Linked DNA regions of Homo sapiens: region 2 is linked to region 1. A link is a contact called in ENCODE Hi-C or POLR2A ChIA-PET data. All regions are on one chromosome and are shown on one strand. The core of a region is the stretch at or near the end of the contact, and the rest is flanking DNA. Distances in the headings are between cores, read along the strand shown.

Evidence for each region. A loop is a pair of places that touch in the nucleus more often than their neighbours do. ChIA-PET counts read pairs that join two places held with the same protein, here RNA polymerase II (POLR2A). Pooled maps may share reads with other maps.
Region 2: a loop to region 1 is called in a map of heart left ventricle, with 2.9 times the contacts of the local background. The contact joins the promoter of LINC02052 here to the enhancer-like site in region 1. A Hi-C loop is called at or near these places in 9 of 168 maps with a recorded cell type or tissue (Caco-2, MCF 10A, PC-3 and 5 more) and 11 of 50 pooled maps. POLR2A ChIA-PET finds 5 or more read pairs at or near these places in 1 of 52 experiments (Panc1).

What each region holds. Positions count from the first base shown.
Region 1 is chr3:186,253,367-186,256,133 of GRCh38, forward strand. All of the region lies in intron 17 of DGKG (diacylglycerol kinase gamma), which reads right to left. Among named protein-coding and RNA genes, the nearest start is that of DGKG, 110 kb to the right of the region's middle. RefSeq lists enhancers at 1,681-1,740, 1,841-2,130, 2,161-2,210. Within about 2 kb of position 1,510, at least 6 of the 41 ENCODE cell types and tissues checked have a DNase peak (open chromatin) inside an H3K27ac peak, as active enhancers do.
Region 2 is chr3:186,492,403-186,495,102 of GRCh38, forward strand. LINC02052 (long intergenic non-protein coding RNA 2052) reads right to left here and starts at 1,259. Exons shown (of 8, transcript NR_033844.1): 1 at 704-1,259.

The sequences.
Region 1 (2,767 bases), core at 260-2,759:
TAATTGAGTTAAATCTGTCCATTTGTATTTTATATTGAGCTAAATCTGTATCCCTGCAACTTGCATATGTTTATTCAAATTTCATCCTAAATCTGTCCTTTGGGGTGGCAGCATACACCCCAAAACATTAAGTTGCATGTTTTTAATCCTTAATGATAATCAGCACTTACTCCATTTATTCCTCAGCCTAACTTTGTAAGGGATTATCCTCCTTCAAGTAGCTGAAGAAACTGAGATTGACAGAGGGAAAGTAGTCTACAACCATTCTACCCTGAACACGCTCAATCTCATCTGACTGCAGCAGCTAGGCCTGGTCAATACTTGAATGGCAGACAGGGAAAGTAATTCCAGAGCCAGGATTCAAACCCAGATCTCTATGGCTCCAAGTCCATTCCCCTCCTCTCTTCAGGGGCCAGGCAGGTATACAGATTAGTAAAACAGGTGGGGCTAGGACACTAGGGAATAGTGGGACATTGGACAAGCTGAAGATGCTCACCTTCAACTGTTCACCACTCGAGTTTAAAAGTTTAAAAACTAACATTAGCTAAATGAACAAAACCTCCAGGTGTTATTTGGCCCCCACAACCAGTTTGTCACTTCCACCACCTCTCAGAATTGCAATGACACAGATTCCTAATTATTCCTCTTCTGACAGTTGTGAAGGACATCAGACAGAACCATCAGAGAAAGCACAATAGAACATGTTTTCATCTGGCCTCAGATCTACCGTGGCATATTGTCTAGGCTGGGAGAGCTGAAGAGGGCACAGGCATCCATCAGTCTTGGGGGTGGGTGGGTATTTCCATGAGACCTCAGCACGCATGGTGCCCCTGGATGTGAGCAATGTGATTGCGGCGTGAGGAGAGATGCAGGAATCAGCAGGGAAGGCTCAAGCTAGGGTTGTCCTGGCAAACTGGGAGCTCATAGGTCCTCCAGGTTGTCTGACCTATATCAGAAATGGCTGAGCGCAGGCAAGACCCAGGACTGAGATGGCCACTGGAAGGCTTGAGATAGAGAGCAAAACAATGCAATGGCCCCTCTCGTTGTCCTCAGAACATGTGTTCAGAGCACTGCCTCCCTGCCTTTGCACAGCCTGCTCCCTTTGCCTAGAAGGCTCTTGTTTCCTGTGTCTGCCCCTTCTTCTGTGTCCCCACCTCGGCAGGTCAACTGTTGTTATGGTGTTTAGGCTAGAAAGCTGTATGCCGCCCTAGGTTTTTCCTTTTCCCTCACACATCCATTCACATATCACATTCTATGTGTTGTCTCCTTACTAGATCTCCAAGCAATCTCTTCTCTCTATCCCCATGGTGATGCCTGAGTGCAGGTATGATTCCTTCCCACTGGTATCGCTGCAACAGCCTCCTCTCGGCTCTCTCCGCCTCCAGTTCCACCCTCCTAGTGTGTCACCCACACTTTCACCAAGAAGGGAAGTCCATGAACCACAGTCCCTCGCACTGGCTCACTGCTTTCACTTCTGGGATGGGGCTGTGTGGCTCCTCATGGCCCCATAGCCTACCACAGTAGGCCCAGGAAGCAGGCTCTGCCTTTCTCCCTAGCCTCATCCTTCTGCACATCCTGCCTCCCACGCAACATGTCAACCGTTCTCAAGTGTTTTCACTTCCTTAAAGCACAAAGCTCTCTGTGGCTCAGCTCAGAAGCTGCCTTTGGGAGACCCTCCCTAGTTGCCCCAGCCTGGACCTGGTGCCTCGTCAGAATATTTCCTTAGCACCAGAAATGATCTCTTTGTACTCTCTTGTAATTATCTCCTTGTTTGTTCCCTGAATGTATTGTAACCTCCCCGAGGGGGACTGGGTCTCATTCTCACAGCATCTTCATACATATCGACTGAAGCCTGCTATATGCAGATGCAGTGTTAGGTGCTCCGGCTCTGAGAGTGGGCAAAAAAGCCGTGGCTTGGGTTCTCATGGTGCTTACCGACTGTCCAGTGGGACAGACAGATAATAATGAGGAATCCATGGAGATAATGCATCATTTCACATTCACGTTGGAAAACAAACAGAGGAGCACTGTCGTATAAGAAGGTGACTGAGGCTGGTGGGTGTGTCAGGGGAGGCTCCCCTGAGTAAGCCACATGTCAGCTGAGATCTGGAGTGGAAGCTGACTGAGTGAAGGCTGGGGCAGCACTGCAGACAGGGTGGCCAACTTGTGTGAAGGCCCTGAGGTGCAAGGGAGACTGGAACGCCCAGGGGTCTGAGAGATGGGCCGGGACCTGAGTCCAGATGGAGAGGGATGGAGGTAGAAATAAGGCTGGAAGGGTGCGCAGCAGCTGGACCACCCAGGGCCCTGTAGATTACTTCAAGGGTTTTGTCTTTATCCCAAGAATAATGGAAGCCACTGGTGTGCTTTATGCACACCATGCACCCAGTGACATGCAGGAAAGATCGCTATGGGTGTAGGGAGAGAACAGATCAGAGAGGGGACCATGGGGGGGCGCTGCAGAGCACTGAACAAGTGCTGAAATGAGAGTGAACGGATGAATATCTTACGCAGTTATCCCTTTTGCTTCTGCTTTTTTCTCTTTGGGTCACTAACCTGTGAAAAAAACTAATGTTTCTTCCTCCTTCTGTGATCTTCCTTCTTTCTGTTTTGAGCAGCTTCTATCACCTGTGTCCTCTGCGGATGAACTGCATAAAGCTCTCCGCCAAAGCCTACTTCTCCCTCATGGTGGAGAGGGAGCCGTGTGAGTAGTCCGGTACCGCAGCCATCCACCCTCTGCAGATCAGCTTTTCCTTCCTTGGCTCCCGGA
Region 2 (2,700 bases), core at 9-2,508, 240 kb after region 1:
CAACTGAGAGCTCTCCCAGACACATCCCCTGGGAGCTAGTAGATAGACTGGAATAAAAATTTTGAGCCTTCACAGTCTCCCAAGCCAATCTTTTCATCCTACTATAGTGTAAGCTTCCATGCAAAGCCACCCTCCCCTCCACTGTTCTCTGGAGCAGAGCAGGTCTACAGGGTCAGGCTGCCTGGCTAGGCCCCTCTGTGAATGCCCCTTGATTAGAGAACCACTATTATTCTCCTCCTCATAGTCCATGGAAAATAAATACAGGAAAGTCAGCAAACTTTCAAGAATGATGATGCTGGCTGTTTTCAGGTCCCAGTCATCCCTGCAGCCTGGCCGTGCCTTCTGTAAGCCTGTTTCTTCATAAGCTCTCTGCCAGCAAAACTCCTGCAATAGAAAACCATCTGGAGAAGAGCCAGGCAAAGGCCTTGATATCGGTGTTCTGGGCGCTGGGATTGATCATGCAGAGACCAGTGCAGCACCTAAACAGGGACCATTTCCTCCAGCCTGCCCACAGCTGCTGCCCTCGGGGCTTGCTCTGACACCCAATTTTTAAAAGCAGGCTCTTAGAATAATAAAACCAGAGAATCTTTGAATACAGAACCATTGACTGTTAGAATCATAAACTATTGAGAGAAGAACCATGAAATTCTAGAATCTTGGCGTTGGAAGTTACCTCCCAGGTAAATGGGTTCTGTCTCCCCACCTAAGCAACAGGTATTTCTTCTGAGGAAACTGGGTGCAGCAATGATGTGGCCACAACACCTTGTAGATGTGGGAAGATGTCCACGGTGGCCACAGTAAGAAGCCTTTTTGTGGTCTCTACCTTCTGAAATAGTACATGACGCAAGAAAATGTCCATGCTTGTCACGACAAAAACTACTATTCCCTGGAAGTCTGTGGTACTTTTGAACTCTCTTAAAACTTTACCCTCCTTGAAGAAGGTTTCAGGAGAAAGAGGAGGCCCTGGAAACTCTTGATAATGCCCTCAGCACTGCTTCCAAGGAGCGCCAGTCATATAGACCATCCCTGAGAGAAACAAGAGAAAACGGGAAATTCTGACTTCTCTCTACTTCAGAACTATGAGCTATTTTAGTTGGCATTTTTGCCCCCATCCAACTTTTTTTGGCTTCGCTATCTAAAACAAATAAATAAAACAGCTGATGCTGTGAACTGTAAAGAATCTGAGCTAATTTGGTCCTCCCCTTTCTCCCATCCATTGCAGACTTCGGCCATAGCGCGTGAGCATTAGAAAACAACTTGTCGCCCACTCAACTCTCTTTCTCATTCCTAAAGGAAAATATTTATATTACGCCACAGAACGGGTTTCCATGACAGTGACGACTGTAACACTGTTGCCTTAGCAACCACTTGAGTCCATCTTGAATGATCTGAATCCCCTTCACAGACAAATAAGGAAAATCTGTCAAAAGTGCCATTCCGCTGGTGGGAAGTCCTGGAAGACGGTTTTCTCGCGCCCTCGTTCTCCCTCCAGGTCCGTCCCCCCGGTCCCCCAGTACATCTCCCCTAACGCTCACTCGGGAACTTTCCATATTTGCTACTCTTTCAAGAGCTTGCCCTCGCCCTTCTCCTAGTGATTAGACCCTAATCCACCATGGAGACGCTGCCCAGAGCTCTGCAAAGGGTTAAGGACTGGCAGGCAGAGCCGTGCCAAAGACAACAAGAGACAGAATAAATACACAGATCATCCTTTTTATAGGGCCTTGCTCTTGCCCCTGGAGACTGGGTGCACGTTTTTCTCTATCAGTCCAGAGCAACTCTGAGGGGAGAGTTTTATAGGAAAGACCAGTCCTCCTTGAGGTTCAGCTCTCAGTCACAACAAGTGGGCAGGTTGCCTCTCGGGCCTCAGTTTCCTCATCTGTACGATAAAGGGGTTGAGTGGAGGGTCCTTCTGGCTCTTACACTCTAGGAATTTGGGGGAATCAAGAATGTATCATCTGGCCGGGCGCGGTGGCTCACGCCTGTAATTCCAGCCCTTTGGGAGGCCGAGGTGGATGGATCACTTGAGATCAGGAATTCCAGACTAGCCTGGCCAACATGGTGAAACCCCGACTCTACTAAAAATACAAAAATTAGCAAGGCATGGTGGTGGATGCCTGTAATCCCAGCTATGTGGGCAGCTGAGGCAGGAGGATCGCTTGAACCCGGGAGGCAGAAGTTGAGAGGTTGCAGTGAGCTGAGATTGAGCCACTGCACTCCAGCCTGGGCAACAAAGCAAGATTCTGTCTCAAAAAAAAAAAAAAAAAAGAATGTATCATCTTCTTTCTCCCAAAGTCATCAGATTTCTTGTAGCATGCCTACAGAGAACTCAGATAGGACATCAGGACAAGTGACATCCTGGAGTGACATGGAGCACGCCAGCATTCACAGGGAGGTGCATCTTCCCCCATCACACGTGTGGGCACAGGTGAAAAGCACCGTCGGCATCAGCGGCAGTGGTGCTATCAGCACCGTAAGCACACACTGCAGACCAGGCCACTCCAACTCAACATCTTTTACTGGAGAAGGTGCTCCTGCAGGCTGATTAAATCAATAAATGAGCCCTCTCAGGGAAGCAGCGACTTTTCTCCTGGAGGAAATGTTTTCAATGCAATTCATATCCATCTCTGGAGTTTTCTTTGCCTCTTTCCTTATTGAAAAACAGCTTGAAAAGCTAGAAATGCTGACCTGTTTTCTTTCATT